Regions from separate parts of the Homo sapiens genome. Here all the other regions are linked to region 4. A link is a contact called in ENCODE Hi-C data. All regions are on one chromosome and are shown on one strand. Each heading gives the region's core, a stretch centred on a gene start or an enhancer-like site at or near the end of the contact. The rest is flanking DNA. Distances are from core to core; before and after follow the strand shown.

What was found. Hi-C counts contacts between places; a loop is a spot of excess contacts on that map. Pooled maps may share reads with other maps.
Region 1: a map of ascending aorta shows a loop between it and region 4 (9-fold over the local background). The contact joins the promoter of KCMF1 here to the promoter of RNF103 in region 4. A Hi-C loop is called at or near these places in 2 of 168 maps with a recorded cell type or tissue (ascending aorta and naive thymus-derived CD4-positive, alpha-beta T cell) and 11 of 50 pooled maps.
Region 2: a pooled map shows a loop between it and region 4 (2.5-fold over the local background). The contact joins the enhancer-like site here to the promoter of RNF103 in region 4. A Hi-C loop is called at or near these places in 2 of 37 single-sample maps with no recorded cell type and 2 of 50 pooled maps.
Region 3: a loop to region 4 is called in a pooled map, with 5 times the contacts of the local background. The contact joins the enhancer-like site here to the promoter of RNF103 in region 4. A Hi-C loop is called at or near these places in 3 of 37 single-sample maps with no recorded cell type and 2 of 50 pooled maps.
Region 5: a loop to region 4 is called in a pooled map, with 7 times the contacts of the local background. The contact joins the enhancer-like site here to the promoter of RNF103 in region 4. A Hi-C loop is called at or near these places in 2 of 37 single-sample maps with no recorded cell type and 2 of 50 pooled maps.

Annotation. Positions count from the first base shown.
Region 1 is chr2:84,969,308-84,972,743 of GRCh38, reverse strand. KCMF1 (potassium channel modulatory factor 1) reads right to left here and starts at 1,583. Exons shown (of 7, transcript NM_020122.5): 1 at 1,277-1,583. The coding sequence starts at 1,292. RefSeq lists silencers at 709-1,798, 1,829-2,078 and an enhancer at 2,577-2,656.
Region 2 is chr2:84,944,090-84,947,585 of GRCh38, reverse strand. No RefSeq gene overlaps it. Among named protein-coding and RNA genes, the nearest start is that of KCMF1, 25 kb to the left of the region's middle. RefSeq lists an enhancer at 1,003-1,172 and a silencer at 1,343-1,492. Within about 2 kb of position 1,270, at least 20 of the 41 ENCODE cell types and tissues checked have a DNase peak (open chromatin) inside an H3K27ac peak, as active enhancers do.
Region 3 is chr2:84,918,129-84,921,806 of GRCh38, reverse strand. No RefSeq gene overlaps it. Among named protein-coding and RNA genes, the nearest start is that of TMSB10, 14 kb to the right of the region's middle. RefSeq lists enhancers at 1,282-1,471, 1,243-2,442, 2,422-2,481 and a cis regulatory region at 1,342-1,930. Within about 2 kb of position 1,511, at least 30 of the 41 ENCODE cell types and tissues checked have a DNase peak (open chromatin) inside an H3K27ac peak, as active enhancers do.
Region 4 is chr2:86,622,319-86,625,752 of GRCh38, reverse strand. RNF103 (ring finger protein 103) reads left to right here and starts at 1,888. Exons shown (of 4, transcript NM_005667.4): 1 at 1,888-3,092. The coding sequence starts at 2,867. The region is part of intron 2 of RNF103-CHMP3 (RNF103-CHMP3 readthrough); the gene reads left to right. RefSeq lists silencers at 1,698-1,867, 1,948-2,487, 2,758-2,837, 3,018-3,067 and an enhancer at 1,693-1,987.
Region 5 is chr2:84,814,933-84,818,202 of GRCh38, reverse strand. DNAH6 (dynein axonemal heavy chain 6) reads right to left here. Exons shown (of 77, transcript NM_001370.2): 76 at 2,120-2,342. Among named protein-coding and RNA genes, the nearest start is that of TRABD2A, 65 kb to the left of the region's middle. RefSeq lists a silencer at 603-752 and an enhancer at 903-952. Within about 2 kb of position 1,427, at least 2 of the 41 ENCODE cell types and tissues checked have a DNase peak (open chromatin) inside an H3K27ac peak, as active enhancers do.

The sequences.
Region 1 (3,436 bases), core at 334-2,833, 1.7 Mb after region 4:
TTTGAAACTTGTTCTAAATACAATTTTAATCAATCTGAGTTTTTCAGCCTTGAAATTCTAAGGTCCGTATTTCCCAAAGAATATCCTTCCCATAGTGCTAAGCACACACTAAACTGACTCACTAAACTTTCTCCACTCCTACATCACCTATACAGGATTTTAAAATCCGGAGTACACAAACTTTCAAGCCACTTCTACAATCTTGTATTAACCTTAGCAGGACAAACTTTTCGCCAAGACTCTTAACACTTTTTATCCAAAAACCTGTAGTAGTGAAACAAAGAAAACACAACCCCCTCCTCCTTTTCTAAACCATATGGCAATAAATTAAAGTTAACTTATTTCTTACCAGCTCAAAGCCTATACATCGACCCTAAACATTTGTCTCTTTGTGCCCTGGGACTGGGCTTAGAGCTGTCTGCTTATTTGCAACTGTACTCCAATCGTGTTTTAAAATGGCAAAACAAGGTCCAAAACGACCCCCGACCATGAACAGACCTCACCATCGTCATTTTCCAAAACCTGGTCTGGTAGGCAGCACATGCCGGCGAGGGCACCAGGGCCGCGGGGAGCGAGCCCTGCTCCGCCTGGGTGACTGAGCAGGGAGTTTGCTTGCTGCGGCGGGGTCGGATCCACCCCGGGAACTTGGTTACCCGAGCCCAGGGACGCGCCGAGGCCTAGCCGCGAGGCCGGGGCGGGCTCCAGGCGGCGAGGGCTTCCCGTCCCTTGGCCGCAGAGCCTTCCCGCCAGCCCCGCGGTCGCCCGCAGGCGGGGACACTCGCCGTCGTCTCCCGGCGACCGGACGCGCCTGCCGGGTCCCGGGCCGGCTCTTTTGCCTCCTGCTGCCGCCCGCGGCCCGGCTCTGCGACCACACCGGGCTCTTCCGGGGCGGCGGGAGCGCTAGGCCGCGCTGGGGCCCGCGGCTCCTGAACCGGCCGGGCGGGCCTTGGCGTCCGGTATCAGTCCCGAAGGCCGAGCTCCCGCCGGTAACGGGCCCCGCCGCCTCCCCTCCCCCTCCGCCCCATGACAGTGCAAACCCTCCGGCCGCCCGGGCCGCCCCGCCTCCAGCACCAGGCCCAGCTAAGGGCCGCGGCCGTGGCGGCAGCGGCGCCGCGGCTCTCCGCCCTCGCTCGCTCGCTCCCGGGTCCAGCGCCTCGGGCCCGGCTCGGGCTCGGCCAAAGTCTCCGCCGCTTCCCGGCCGCCCTCCGCCGCGCCCGGCCCGGGCGGGGTAGGCCGAGGCCCGGGAGGTGCGGGTGGGGGCGGGGGCTCCTCTCACCTTCATGTCGGGACATCCTAGTTCAGACGGTGGCGGCGCGGCCCCTCCCGGGCTCCGGCTGCAGTGTCCCCCGCGGGGTCCCGGCGCTGCCCGCGCCGGCCGGCCGACTCCCACTCGACTCCCGGGCTCGGCCGCGGGGGCGGGGTGGGCAGGGGAGCGCTCCCGCGGCGGCGGCGGCGGCGGCGGCGGGGAGGCGGCGCGGGGCGGGAATGGGGCCGGGCCTGGTCGGGGCTGAGCTCCTCCAGGAGGCGGGTCCGACGCCGCAGCTCCGCCGGCGCCCGCCGTGACTCCGGTCACTCTCGGGCCTGCCGGCTCCCGGCAGCGGCGCGGCGCTCCGCAAATCCCGCTCCTCCCCTCCCCCGGCCCACCCCCCGCCCCTCTCCCCCGGCTCCCGGCCGCCGCCTCCTCCTCCTCCTCTTCCTCCTCCTCCGCCTCCTTCCGCCGCCCGCACGCCAGCCCCGCCTCTCGCTGCCCTCGCCGGGCCCAGCCGCCCGGAGGCCCCGCGGCCGGCGGTCGCGACGGGGGCGACGCGGCGACGGCGGCTCGGGGCGCGGCGCTTGCCCGCGCTAGCCAGCAGGCCGCGATCGGGCGCCCGTGCCCAGCCTCGGCCTGGCCGCCGCCGCCGCCGCCGCGCCGCGCGTAGGGAGGAAGAGGAAATGCCCGGCGCCGGCTCCCGCTGCTCACCGGCGCGGCCCGAGGGGCGCCCGCCCGCCACGCCGCCCCTAGCCCCGCCTGGGGCGGGCCTAGGCCGGGCTATAGGGGCCAGGGCCTTGGGCTGCGCCGGCCGCGGGAGGTGGGTGCTTCTCGGCGGCGAGCTGCGACTCGGAGAGACTCCTGTCCGCAGGTGCATGGCTTCCGGGCGGGCCTCGGGCAGCGAGCTCCAGCCCCACTGAGAGGCCGCGGACCGCCTGGGGACTTGTGTTTGTGTGTATTTTAAGCCAACAGCCCAGAAAGGGAAGGCGACTGGCCCCCGGTCTTCGCCAGTGTTTCCCGGCCGGGTTACTGGTGGTCAGGAGGGAAGCCAGGAGGCTGCCGGGCTCCGAGGCCGATTCCTTGCGAACCATCTCCGTTAAAGACTCCGCGCCGGGCAGCCCGGGAGTCCGGCGGTACCCGCGCAAACTTTGTCCCAGCGCCTTGGCTCACCGTGAATGCCCTGCCTTGAAAATTTGGAGTTTTTTGTTTCCTGAAAGTGGTCTGCTTTTCCGATTTTATCTGTGTTTTCCATTTTTACCTTCTTATTGTCAATTTGTTTTCAGGCATTATTAATTCAACAAATCTTTGTACTGCCCCTTACCACGTGTCGATGGTTCCGTGGTTTGGTGGAAATAGATCGCGCTTTGAAGTCAAGACGGATCGGCCATGGAATTTTGGCTCTGAGATCCTCTGTGTAACCGTGGATGAGCTACAAGGCCTGCTGAGCCTCCATTTGTCTGGTTTTTGTGGTTGTTTTAATTTATCTTTTTCCATTTGAAGTTGTGGGTTTTGCATAAAATTGAACTGTTACCAGGCTAAGTCAACTGAAATTGGAATCTGGGGTACTGCTTGCTTTGAGGTTACTCTTATACTGTCCACCATTTGCTGGCTGTGTGATCTCTAAACCTCTCTGTGCCCTGACTTTTCTATCTTTAAAATGGACGTAACAACAGAGGTTTAATAATAAGAGGTTTGGAGGTTAAGTGCTAAAATGCATATAAAATACCTAGCACAGGACACAGTAAAAAGATTGTTACCGTATTTCATTGAATCTGGTTTTAAGACACTTCCTGATTTCAAAGAAACTAAAAGCTCATCTTGAAGTCCAGGAAGTAGGTTTTGGGTCACTCAGAACTCCCAAGGGACTGTATTTGGTAGTAACTAGTGATAAACAAACTGGAGTTTAAATGAGGACTTTGTCACCAGAGATATTTTTATTGCCTGTATGGAGCTCCTGCACAAATTTATTCCATTTCTCTTGTAGAAAGAGATCCAACCTGGCCGTAAATGGGGTGTGGTGGAGTAGAAAGAAGGGTATTAAGTAAAGCTCTGTGTCGATGCCTTTCTGAGCATTTTACGGTGTTGGCATATGTGATCCTGGGTATCAGGAGCCTCAATTTCTTGGGCTGTAAAAATGGGGAGAACAACGCTGATCCCATTGTCTCCTGATGGGTAAGTGATGTCTAT
Region 2 (3,496 bases), core at 21-2,520, 1.7 Mb after region 4:
CCCATAGGCACTTTTTCTTACGTTATTGTTTGAATGTTGTACAATGAGAGAGCTTGGTTTTTGAAATAATTAAATGTAATTGAATTGAGATTTGTTTTGTTTCGTTTTTTTGAGACAGGGTCTCACTCTGTTGCCCAGGCTGGAGTGCAGTGGTGAGATCATGGCTCACCGTAGGTTCCACCTCCTGGGCTCAAACAGTCCTCCTGCCTCAGCCTCCCGAGTAGCTGGGACTAAAGGTGCATGCCACCACGTCTGGCTAATTTTTTGATTTTTATTTTTTTGTAGAGATGGGGTCCTACTATGTTGCCCAGGCTGGTCTCAAACTCCTGGAGAATTGGGCTTAACCAGTCCTCCTGCCTTGGACTCCCAAAGAGCTAGGATTACAGGCGTGAGCCATCACGCCTGACTGGGATTTGTTTTTAAAGTTCCAAAGAGCTTTACTAGTCTTAATCGTAATGTACATAAACTTGTATTCTATGTAAAATATAACAACTTCACAATCATAATAACCATACAGCCATCATTAGCACAGCGCCTCTAACCCACAGCCTCTTACGATTATAAATGGGAGTTCAGATAGATCCATGGACGCAGGGGAGGTTTGGTTGAGGAGCCAGGTCAGAGTCTTGGTTGGAAACACATGCAACTGTATCTGGAACCAGGGTCTGAGGCGAGCTGGGGACAGAGGGACCTCACTTCCAGCCTTCTCTATCAGCAACCCTCTAACATAGAGCTATTTCCAGGTCTAAAGGGTCTCAGAAATGTTCCAACAGCTTCTAGCTTCCTGGGCATTAGCTGCATTTTCACCTACCGGTAGCCCTAGTTCCTCATTTGCCAAAGGCCCACTGCAGGCCGGGCCCTGGTGCCAGCAGAGGAGGTCTGCACCCTCACAGCTGTAGCAGGAGGGAGACGTGCAGAGAGGTGAAGCTCACGGCCCTGGAATACGTGCACCACGGAGGTGAGTGCAAGTGGGTGGGGACTTTGTGGAACAAGTCACATCTGAGTCACTCTGAAGTATGAATAGGAGTCCACCTCATCAACCAAGGCAGGGCAGGAAATTCCAGGCAGACAGTAGTGCAGGGATGAAGGTCCAGAGACGGAAATACTTTTGAAGGCACCATATGAAGTTTATGAACAGAGGTGGAGCTGAGACACCACAGATCAGAAAGGGGAACCAGCAGAGGGTAGCAAGCAGGGGAGACAGGAAGTCAAATTTGAGCTTTAGGGAGATTTTTCTGATGGTAGGGGAGGAGAATGTGTGGGTAGAGCAGTTACTGGCCTCTTGTCCGTATAAGAAGTAATGTGGGCCTGGACTTGGAGCAGAAGTGATTCAGACCTTGCTCGCCTCGCCTCTGAGCCATATTCAAAGCTGCCCTACCAGCCTGCTGTGTCCTCTCCCCTCCCCTCCCCTCCCCTCCTCCCTCCCCTCCCTTCCCCTCTCACCTCCCCTCTCCCCTCCTCTCCCCTCCCCTCTCCCCTCCCCTCCCCTCGTATACTGTTGGTGTGCCAGCTCTCCTTTAGTCTTCAAACTTAAAGCTTGGGTGTCACCCACATCAAGAAAAGTCTATTGACTGGGTGTGGTGGCTCATGCCTGTAATCCCAGCTACTCAGGAGGCTGAGGCCGGGGGATCCCTTGAGCCCAGGAGTTCAAGGTTGCAGTGAACTATGATCACACCACTGCACTCCAGCCTGGGTGACGGAGCAAGACCCTGTCTCAAACAAAGCAAAACAAAAAACCCCAAAAAACTCCACTGATGTCCCCACCCCATCCCCCACCATTCCCGAGCTTGGTCAGGGACCCCTGCCCTGGACTCTATGATGCTCTGTGCATTTCTTTTCTTTTCTTTTCTTTTTTTTTTTTTTTTTTTTGAGACAGAGTCTCACTGTGTCATCCAAGCTGGAGTGCAGTAGTGCGATCTCGGCTTGCTGCAATCTCTGCCTCCCAGGTTCAAGTGATTCTCCTGCTTTAGCCTCCTGAGTAGCCAGGATTACAGGCATGTGCCACCACGCCCAGCTAATTTTGTATTTTTAGTAGAGACAGGGTTTCACCATGTTGGTCAGGCTGGTCTCGAACCCCTGACCTCATGATCCGCCCACCTCGGCCTCCCAAAGTGATGGGATTACAGGCATGAGCCACCACGCCCAGCAGCTCTATGCATTTCTGAGTGTGAATCCCATTGCTTTATGATTGTGTTCTGGTTTTTGTTTTACCACTAGATTGTGATTTTCCTACCAGGTCTCATTCATTCTTCTGACTCCAATGCCTATCACAAAGCCTGGCACAGAGAAGATAAGAGCAAATATTTGTGATTGAATGAGTAAATGATGAATGAAAAGTGAAGACGGGAGATGAGAGAGGTATTTGGAGGTGGAATCAGGGTAACTTGGCAAGTGATTGGCAGGGATAGTGCAGAGGGTGGGTGGTGAGAGGGTGGCATCGAAGATGACTCCAGGTTTTCTGGTTTGGGAGTAGGGGAGCTCTGAACTGTTTTTATTCACAATACTTCTGCCACCAAATGTGTGAGTTTTTTCTTATACTGACCAGTTATTCAACTCTCCAGATACCAATTGGGTATCCAACAAATCAATTCCATTCTGACATTATCTACCTAGAATTAGTGTCAATGCCACCAAAGAGCTCCATCCCGCAAGACTGCCCTGATTTCAGATGTCGGTTGCTGGTACCAGGTTACCATCTGTATTTCTAACCAACCAGCTATAGAAGTCCTAGGTTACCACAACCCCCTCTTCATGTTCAATAATTTGCCAGAATGGCTCACAGAACTCGGAAACACTTTCGTTAGGCTTACCACTTTATGATCAAGGACATATGCTCAGAGACAGCCAGGTGGAAGCATAGGGCATGGTATTGGAGGGGCACGCAGGGCTTCTATGTCTCCTCTGGGCAGGCCGCCCTCCTAGCACTTCAGTGTGTTCACCAACTGGAAGCTCCCCGAATCTCATCATTTAGGGGTTTTTATGGAGGTTTCATTACACAGGCACAATTGATGAAATCATTGACCAATGCTGATTGACTCAATCACCAGCCCCTTTTCCTTCCTGGAGGTCTGGGGATGAGCTGAAAGTTCCAATTCTGTCATGCCTTGGTCTCTCTGGTGACCAGCCCCCATCCTCAAGCTATGTCGGGGACCCCCAGCCACCAGGCACCTTATTAGCACACAAAAGATATCATTCCAGGGATTCCAAGGGTTATAGGAGCTGCGTGCAAAGACTGAGGACAAAGACAGAATACATATTTACCACAGGAGGTGCTGGTGCCATTAGCCAACATGGGAGATATGAGAAGAGGAGCAGATGCCGGGCGCAGAGGCTCACGCCTGTAATCCCAGCACTTTGGGAGGCTGAGGCAGGTGGATCACCTGAGGTTGGGAGTTCAAGACCAGCCTGACCAACATGGAGAAACCCTGTCGCTACTAAAATTAGCTGGGCATTGTGGCGCATGCCTGTAGTCCCAGCTACTCAGGAGGCTGAGGCA
Region 3 (3,678 bases), core at 262-2,761, 1.7 Mb after region 4:
TGTGGATTGAAAATATCTGGGAAAAAAGCTTTTATACTGAACATGTATAGACTTTGTTTTCCTTGTCATTATTTCCTAAACAATACTGTTTAACAACTATTTGCATAGCCTTTACATTGATATTATAAATAATCTCGAGATGATTTAAAGTGTACTGGAGGATGTGCATAGGTTATATGCAAATACTATGCCATTTTATAGCAGGGATTTGACCATCTCTGGATTTTGCTATCTGCAGGGAGATAAGAATTCCTGTCCTACAGGATATATAACAAAATAGTGATTGTTTTAAGACGCTAAGTCTTGGAGTTATTTGATATGCAGCAATAAGCCAGAACAAAATGTGTTTAAGAATATAGTTTGGCCGCGCACGGTGGCTCATGCCTGTAATCCCAGCACTCTGGGAGGCCGAGGCGGGTGGATCACCTGAGGTCAGGAGTTTGAGACCAGCCTGACCAACGTGGTGAAACCCCGTGTCTCCTAAAAATACAAAAAATTAGCCAGGCATGGTGGCGGGCACCTGTAATCCCAGCTACCTGGGAGGCTGAGGCAGGAGAATCGCTTGAAACTAGGAGGCAGAGATTGCAGTGAGCTGAGATCATGTCATTACACTCCAGCCTGGGCGACAGAAAAAGACTCTGTCTCCAAAAAAAAAAAAAAAAAAAAAGAATATGGGCCGGGCACAGTGGCGCATGCCTGTAATCCCAGCACTTTGGGAGGCCGAGGCGGTCAGATCACGAGGTCAGGAGATCGAGACCATCCTGGCTAACATGGTGAAACCCCGTCTCTACTAAAAATACAAAAAAAAAAAAAATTAGCTGGGTGTGGTGGTGGGCGCCTGTAGTCCCAGCTACTCAGGAGGCTGAGGCAGGAGAATGGCATGAACCCGGGAGGCAGAGCTTGCAGTGAGCCGAGATCGCACCACTGCACTCCAGCCTGGGTGACAGAGCGAGACTCCGTCTCAAAAAAAAAAAAAAAAAAAGAATATGATAGTCCTAGCTACTTGGGAAGCTGAGATGGGAGGATAGCTTGAGCCCAAGAGTTCAAGGCCAGCCTGGGCAACATAACCTGGAACCCATCTCCCATAGATATGAGGGGCGACTGTATATAGATATATGAGAGGGGATTTATTAGGGGAATTGGCTCATGAGATTAGGGAGGTGAAAAGTCCCACGACAGACTGTCTGTAAGCTGGAGACCGTGGAATACCACAGTGGGGCTCAGTTCAAGTCCTAAAGTCTCAGAACCAGGGCAGCTGATAGTGTAATTCTCAGTCCAAGGCCAAAGGCCAAGAACCTGGGGGCTGCTAATGTAAGACCCAGAGTCCAAAGGCCAGGGAGCCTGCAGTTCTGATGTCCAAGGTCAGAAGAAGAAGGATGGCCCAGCTTCAGGAGAGAGAAAAAAAGAATTTGCCTTTTCTCTGCCTTTTGGTTCTATCTGGGCCCACAGCCAATTGGATGTTGTCCGCCCACACTGAGGGCAGATCTTCCTCAGTCAGCCCACCCACTCACATGCCAATCTCCTGTGAAAACACCCTCACAGACACACCTAGAAAGAATGCTTTACCAGCTCTCTAGGTTCTCGACTCCCCACTTTATTCAGTTTTGCTTTCTGTAGTTTTAGTTACTCCTGGTCAACCTTGGTCTGAAAATATTAAATTAAAAATTCCAGAAATAAACAATCCGTAAGTTTTAAATGGCTCATCGTTCTGTGTAACATGATGAAATCTCATGGCATTCCACTCTGTCCCTCCCAGGATGTGACTCATCCCTTTGTCCAGTGTTTCCACGTTGTATACACTACTCACCCGTTAGCTAGTCTCTTAGCAGCCATCTCAGTTACGAGTGACTGTCACAGCATCACAGTGCTTGTGTTCAACTGTTTAATTGTTCTATTTTATTATTAGTTGTTAATCTCTTACTGTGCCTAATTTATAAATTAAACGTTATCATAGGTGTGTACAGGGTTCGGTACATGTGTGGCTTCAGGCATCCACTGGGGATCTTGGAACATACCCTCCATGGATAAGGGGAGACTAGTGTATTACTTAATCAAGTCAAGTTGACAGCTAAAATTAACCATCACAGGAAGCATATGTCCTTTTCTAACTACTGAAACAAATTTTGAGGTATTGAAGTTATTGCTTTCTTGCAGCTTTGAAAGCAATCGTCTGTGAAACCATCTGGGCCTGGCACTCTTCTAAGTGGTAACAATGTGTGGGTGTGCACGCGTGCGCATGTGTGTATGTGTGTATGTGTCAGAGAGAGAGAGAGAGACATTATTCGGTGCATAGATTTATGGCTGATTTAAAAATATTGGACTGTCTGGCCAGGCATGGTGGCCCACGCCTGTAATCTCAGCACTTTGGGAGGCCAAGGCGGATGGATTACCTGAGGTCAGGAGTTTGAGACCAGGCTGGCCAACATGGTGAAACCCCATCTCTACTAAAAATACAAAAATTAGCCGGGCATAGTGGCGCAGTACCTGTAGTCCCAGCTACTCCGGAGGCTGATGCAGGAGAATTACTTGAACCTGGGAGGCGGAGGTTGCAGTGAGTCGAGATGGCACCACTGCACTCCAGCCTGGGTGACAGAGTGAGACTCTGTCTCAGGAAACAAAAACACGACCAGGCGTGGTGGCTCACGCTTGTAATCCCAGCACCTTGGGAGGCTGAGGCAGGCGGATCACCTCAGGTCAGGAGTTCAAGACCAGCCTGGCCAACATGGTGAAACCCCATCTCTACAAAAATACAGAAATTAGCTGGGCATGATGGCAGGTGCCTGTAATCCCAGCTACTTTGGAATCTGAGGTGGGAGAATCGCTTGAACCCAGGAGGGGGAGGTTGCAGTGAGCTGAGATGGTACCATTGCACTCTAATCTGGGTGACAGAGAGACTCCGTCTCAAAACAAAAACAAAACAAAACAAAAAAAGAAAACAAAAACAAACAAAAACCCAGTGACTTATATATCATAATAGAAGCTTATTCATCTTCCTGATAAAGATTAAAGATGTCTGGAAGGAGTAGTCCACGCCTGGTATAGCAACTCTGAGATCCCAGTCACCTTAATGCTTTCTGCTGCACCATCCTACATCAGTTTCCATCCCTAGTGTCATTTCGTGGCCCTGGGTGGGAGTGGGAGCTGGGCTTCTGCATTCAGTGGTCCTTGTGGTGGGCCAGGCCTGGCATGGGATGTACTGGTGCCCAGATCCAAGGAGAAAATGTCTGCTAGAAGCCAGGTGCCTGTGCAGATGAAATGGAAAAAAAAAAAAAAAACCTCAAACAGTGTGATGGTTAATTTTATGTGTGAACTTGGCTATGGTGTCAGCTATTTGGTCAAACACTGTCTAGATATTGTTGTGAAGGCATTTTGTAGATGTAATTAACATGTTCAATTAGTTGACTTGAAGAAAAGGAGATAGTCTTTGTGGGTGAACCTCATCCAATCAGTTTAAGGTCTTCAGAGAAAAAACTGCAGTTTCTCTGAGAAGAAGGACTTCTATCTTACGACTATAATATGGAAGAACTGCTTGAATTTCCATCTTGATGACCTGTCCTATGGATTTCAGACTTGTTAACCCCTGCAATCATCTGACCCAATGATACAGGAGTTAAAAAGAAATTATTTAGGCAGAGAGTGAGGGGAAGGAAGTCCTCGGTAAGGTTTTCCTTTTAATGA
Region 4 (3,434 bases), core at 639-3,138:
GGTTAACCATGAATGAAACAAAGCAAGGGGGTTGGGATGGGAGGCAGTTGAAACAAACAAGAAATTTAAAAAGAGTTCTTTAATTCCTTCTTTCTAGTCCCTCCCACACTCTAATGTTTTTTTCCAATTTGGAACTCTGGCCTGACTGGTTCCACCCTCAGCTCACACACCAACTTTCCCTGCCCATGCCTATTCTGTATTTTTGAGATTGGGTCAGTCTCTCCTCACTAGCGAGTACATACATTCCTTTGAGGTGAGGGACATCACCTTCAGTGTCAAGGTTTGGACAATATCATCAAAGGGTCACCAAGACATGCCCAAGAATTCTGAAATTTCAGAACCAGGCTTGTTAGAATCAGTTGTTTAACACAGTCTCCCACACTGATCTGCCAGCCACGAGAACAAAGCCACATGGAAGCTAAAGACACAGGGGCAGTGTCCAGTTGCTGGCTGGACATTCCTACACCTCCTCCTCTGATTCTCAATGCTCCCTGGGCCCATCCCCTTCCAACTCCTCCCCCACTAGCCCGGCACTGAAATGCCCTTGTTCACTTTATTTTAAATGGGCACCATTCGGAGGCTACATTCTCACAGTCCATTCTTTGCTTCCCGTTCCTCCCTTGCTCCATGACCTGGGATCATGATCCCTTTCTTCCTAAAACTTTCACCCCTAGTTTCAGATAGTTGACAGTTTTGCACAAATAGTAACATTTCCCCGTAATTACTGTTTTTTTTTTCCTTCCTTATCAAAAGGGGCTGGTCAAAGCCAACCTTGTTCAGTTTATGAACCCAACTCCTTCCTCCCTCAAGACTGACACAGAGATTGACGTAAAGAGTACGCTCGGCCCGGTTAAATTTATAAGCACAGAACCAGGTATCGCATGCTTGTCCATGTGACTCTTTTTTTTCTTTTCTTTCTTTCTTTTTTTTTTTTTTTTTTTTTTTTTTTTTTTGAGACGGAGTCTTGCTATGTCACCCAGGCTGGATGGAGTGCAGTGGCGCGATCTCAGCTCCCTACAAGCTCCGCCTCCCGGGTTCACGCCATTCTCCTGCCTTAGCCTCCCGAGTAGCTGGGACTACAGGGGCCCACCACCACGCCGGCCTAATTTTTTGTATTTTTAATAGAGGCAGGGTTTCACCGTGTTAACCAGGATGGTCTCGAACTCCTGACCTCGTGATCTGCCCGCCTCGGCCTCCCAAAGTGCTGGGATTACAGGCGTGAGCCACTGTGCCAGGCCCATGTACAAAATAAAGCACCCGGAACTTTGCACCTGGACTTATCTACACTCGACAATCTTTGTCCTAGGAACTCAGGGAGTCCACACCAGGCTTTTAACACCCTTGAGACTGAAGGAGGGAAAAGGCTGTAACTGGCAGCGACAACTGGGCCTAGTATAACGCGAACTCCAGTTTTGGCCAAACCTCCTCCAACACACATGTGCAAAGCCACATTCTCATGAAGAGGGGGCAAAACATTTGCTTTCTGGGTTTAACCTTCTACCATCTCAAACCAACTGTGCCAAAAATTTCCCTGTTCACCAGGATTCATCAAAAAACGTACATTTCTATTTTCACCGATTTTAAGAGAATAATTAACTGCTCTATTTTTACAAAAAATACACAAAGTGATACAATCTAAAGACTAATCCTCAGACAAAATCAATTGCTAAACATTGGAGGGGCAAAAGGGGAGACCACGCCGCAAAAGCACGGAGAGGCAACTTTCGGCACCGCGGGAAGGCCCCGACCACGCTGCGGCTCCGCCTCTCCTCCCGCCCCTCGTTCGGTAGTCCGGTAGCCCCGCGGCTCCCCGAATTCCCCGCCCTCGGCCCCTGCGGGCGCACCCTGCAGGCCCCGCCCCGGCCCCGCCTCATCGCGACGTCAGTTGTTATGTCTCGGCTCCGGCCGCGGCCGCCGCTGATACACGGTTGTGGAGGGTACGGCCGCGGTCTCCGGAGGTGGCGGGGGTGTTGGGGACGGGTGCTGCGACCGGCACTGCCCATCCGAGCGGGACGGGCGCTGAGTGGCCGGGAGGCAGCCGGGTAGCCGCCTGGAGGAGCAGTCTCGGGGCCTATTATTGGTTTTTTCCCTCCGAGACCGATTCCATCTGCAGAGACCGCGACGCCCCATCCTGGGCCGGGCCGCAGTGCCCGCCCGCCTGAGAGGCGCCGCCCGCCAGCCGGCCCGAGCGAACCTGGAGCCGCCGCCGTGCCCGCCGCTCTTCTCGCGGAGCCTGGGCGGTCGGCGGGGCCTGGGGCCTGGGCTTCGGGCGCGGCGTTGCGGCGGCCGCTCCTCCCCGCGCAGAACACGCTGGGCCCCGGGCCTGGCCCGGCCGAGCGCCGCGCCCTCCTGACCCGCGGCCGCGGGAGTCCGGCCCCCACGGCCCCTCGGGCCCCGGCCTGCCGCCCGGATCCCCGCCTCCTGGGCGGATCTGAGTTATTTTTTGGTCTCCCCCTCCCCCTTGAGATCGCGGCACCGGAGGGCCGACCCCGCCACCTGGGTCAGTGCCCGCCCCGGGGGAAGCGTCCCTCGTTTTGTTCTTCCCCGCGAGCTCTCCCCGCGCCCCTCTCCTTTCTGTGCTTAATGGATGGGGGTTTTGAGTTTTTCCCCTTTATTTTTGTCGGCTCTTGACTGGGAGGCCCGGCGCGAGGCTCTGCGTCTCTGCGTCCCTCGTCGCCGCCTCGCGCCCGCGCGGATCCCGTCACCTGCTTCCCCGCCGGGGATGGCCGGCCAGTGACGGCGCCGGGTGGCCCGCGCGTGGACACGGGGCCCTCGCCCAAGCTGCCACCGAGCCGCGGCCCCCGCCCTCGACCCTTCTCTCTCCCGTATTCCGAGCTCTCTGGAAAGAGAGGAAACTCCAGGGAAGATGTGGCTGAAGCTTTTTTTCTTGCTCCTCTATTTCCTGGTCCTGTTCGTCCTGGCCAGGTTTTTTGAGGCCATTGTGTGGTATGAAACTGGCATCTTTGCCACCCAGCTGGTGGATCCGGTGGCGCTGAGCTTCAAGAAGCTGAAGACCATTTTGGAGTGCCGGGGGTTGGGCTACTCAGGGTTGCCCGAGAAGAAGGATGTCCGGGAGCTGGTGGAAAAGTCAGGCGAGTATCGGGCTTCCCCTAGGGTCCCCTCCACCTGGGAGAGGGGACGACCTGTACCTCCTGGTACCTGGCTGTTCCCCCAGAGTGAGGCCTTTCCTGGAAGCGTTAAAGCTGCCCAGGTTTCTTCGTCCAAGCTTCCTACAATCAAGTATGCGGATCCCAGCTTTGAGGAGGAGTCTGAAATTATTTGGAGGAGTGTTGGTGTATCCTTTTAAGGTTATCGTAAAATGACAGTTTAAAGTGTGGCTTCTTAGCGTTGTTTACTAAGTTGAGTGATTTTCTCAAAATTCTGGAATATCAACTAGTTACAAACTGGAAAGCATTATTTGTCAGTTGAAGTTC
Region 5 (3,270 bases), core at 178-2,677, 1.8 Mb after region 4:
GGATATTAGTGGCCATTGATGACTACTACATAGGACTACCCCTCTTTTAAATAGCTGAAAAAGAGTTTCTTTTGATCCTTGTACAAGATGGGGTTTCTGTCACAGTTTCAGATAATGTTAGTTTGTTGGTCCCCTCTCCTTACTGATTTGTAAGAATTCTTTATGCCAGGCTTCTATAGTTTGGATGTTTGATCCCTCCAAATCTCATGTTGAAATTTGATCCCCAATGTTGGAGATGGGGCTTAATGGAAGGTGTTTGGCTGATGGGGGTCAGATCCCTGATGAGTAGATTAATACTCCTTGGAATGGGGGGTGAGCTGTCACTTTATTAGTTCTTGCGAGAGCTGCTTGTTAAAGAGTCTGGCGCCTCCCTCCCATCTTGCCTACTTCCTCTCTTGCCATGGGACCTCTAAACACCAGCTCCCTTTTGTCTTCTGCTATGAGTGGAAGCATCCTGAGGCTCTCACCAGAAGCAGATGCTGGCACCAGCCTGCAGAACCATGAGCCAAATAAACTTTTCTTTAAAGTTACTCAGCCTCAGGTATTCCTTTATAGCAACACAAACACAAACAAAGACAGTTGGATTTTTTTTTTTTAATTGAGATGGGGGTTTCACTATGTTGCCCAGGCTGGTGTTGAACTCTTGGGCTCAAGTGATCCTCCCACCTTAGCCTCCTGAGTAGCTGGGACTACAGACACATGATACCACACCTGGCTAGACAGCTGGATTGTTTTCAAAATAGAAGGTCAGTGATGATTAATTTAGCGCCTCTGTATGTTCAAAACTGTCTTTATTCACTTCCCTTTTGAAAGATGGTTTGGTTGTGTTTTGAATTCTGGTTCAAAGGTATTTTCCCTCAACCCTTTGAAGGTGATTCTCCATTATCTTTTTATATGCACGGTGGATAATGGGAGTTGACTGATATCAATCTGATTCTCATTCTCTGGGATTTCAGTTCCAGCATATATTATACATTGTCTCTTCTCTTTGGTTATTTTGAGCATTTTTTTTTTTTGGTCTCTGACAGTCTTAAGTATCACTTTGGTATATCTAGGTTTCTTTGAAGATTTGATTACTTGTAGGTTGCTAAAAATCATTCCTTCCACTTTGTGAGACCTCACAATCTAATGATTCAAGTGTTTCTTTAGTTTTGGGAAATTACCAGCCATTATTTTTTCAAACATTCTCTCTCCTCCATTCTTTATTTTCTCCTTTCAGGTTACCTAGAAAACAAGAAAAATGTTGCAATTTCTGGCTCCTTCCACAGGGTCACTTCTTTCCCCTCTCACTGTGCTGTATTCAAGGCGATTTTCCCAGTTCATTCTCTCTTCTCATTCTTCAGCTGTCCCTTGGTGTATCTGTTGAGGTGGCTTTCTTTCTGTCTGGTTTCTTTTTTCAGGGCTGTATCTCAGTTTCAGATGCACTCAGAGTTTTGCATCAGGGCTGTCCATTTATTCATTTGTTTATTTACTTATTTATGATGGAGTTTTCGCTCTTGTTACCTAGGCTGGAGTGCAGTGGCCCAATGTTGGCTCACTGCAACCTCCGCCTCCCAGGTTCAAGTGATTCTCCTGCCTCAGCCTCCCAAGTAGTTGGGAATACTGGCACCCGCCACCATGCCTGGCTAATTTTTTGTATTTAGTAGAGACAGGGTTTCACTATGTTGGTCAGGCTAGTCTTGAACTCCTGACCTCAGGTGATTCATCTGCTTCGGTCTCCCAAAGTGCTGGGATTAAAGGGGTGAGCCACCTTTCCCGGCCTATTCATTTATTTTAAAATTTCTTTTATGATGAGTAAAAATGGATTTAGTGAGAAAAAAGAGATTTTCGTGTCTATTCAGGCCGCCATTTTGAAAGTGGAAGTCTCTACTTGTTAAACTCTATTTTCTACTCCTTGGATTCTAATAGAAGCAAGAATTAATTCTATAATATTAATCTATACTCAGAACAAATAGAATTTATAATTACATTTACGAATTTTGTATGTTATAGGTGGCTTCATTTTAAGTCTAGTTTATTGGCCCAAGGGAGATCTTGAGCCAATCACAGCTTAGTGTTTGGACTTTGATTGAAGATTGCATTTGGTCATTATTTGAACTAATCTTAAGAACATCCTCACCTGTGGTTGAGAGTGTTCCTGCCCGGGCTCCTGTTTTATAAAGTGGGCAGTGGTAAAGTGTTGGGCTTGGCTTATAGTTTTGTTGTGGTTCAAAATGCACCACAGGCAGCACTGGATTCATCTGTCCGGGCAATGCATCTTCTATCACCATCTCCTTATCATCCCATCGAGAAGCATCCATGAACATCCCATGAACAAGAACACCATCCTCAGGAGAGGGCAACTGAAAGATACCCACAAGTCTCAAAGTGAGATGGGGGAAAAGGGATCAGCAGGTGTGAGCCACTTCCTATGTCCCACATCCTCACCAGGTAATTCTAAAAAACACTCTATACATTGCTGTTATTATTCACATTTTAGAGAGGTCAATCCTGAGGCTCTGAGAGGCAAAAAAATGTAATAATAATGTGATGACTTTTCCCCTTTTCATGGGAGGTGGAGGAGTACTGAGATCATCGTCTGTTATTCTTAGCAAGGTTTTTCAAGGATTTGGATGCCCTCCTAGAAGACAGATTATATATCTGCAATAATATTTGCAGAGTGCCCATGGACAATTCCTTTTTGTTCTTTCTCTCTTTTTTAAAAATTATGCTTACTTTTAAATGTTTGTATTAAATAAGAAAGAGGGAGAGGGAGAGACCCTGCCCATCAGATTCCTGTGATGTGATTGGATGTCTCCACCGGTGCACACTTTTTTTTTTTTTTTTCCAATTGTGGGCATCTGAGTCATCCTTCCTCAAACCCTGAGTGGATTTGGCCATTTCTGGCCCGAGGTCTTTGGATAATTGGAGCCTCACGTCTGCAGGCAGAGGACTAAGCTGTTTGGATAATATGTAGTGCATTTTATAGTGAATAAAAGGATGGTAAACTAAATTCTTTTTAGCTGGTCTTTGCTTTTTGGTGTCCTAACCTTTCTGTTTCTTGGGTGCAGCAGGATGGGACTTCCTGTTTTTGGGCTGCACATATGTTTATGCAGGTTTGCCTGAAAACTATCCTGCTACCTACTGGGTGTCCACCAACTGGGCATCACCCAGAGGGAGCACCTTTTCCTATGCTGCGCCAAGGCGGCAAATGGGCTGACAGTGGTCTTGCCTGTTTGCAACAGAGATAAAGCTGTTTAAACACATACCCTGTGTTTAGACCAGTATATG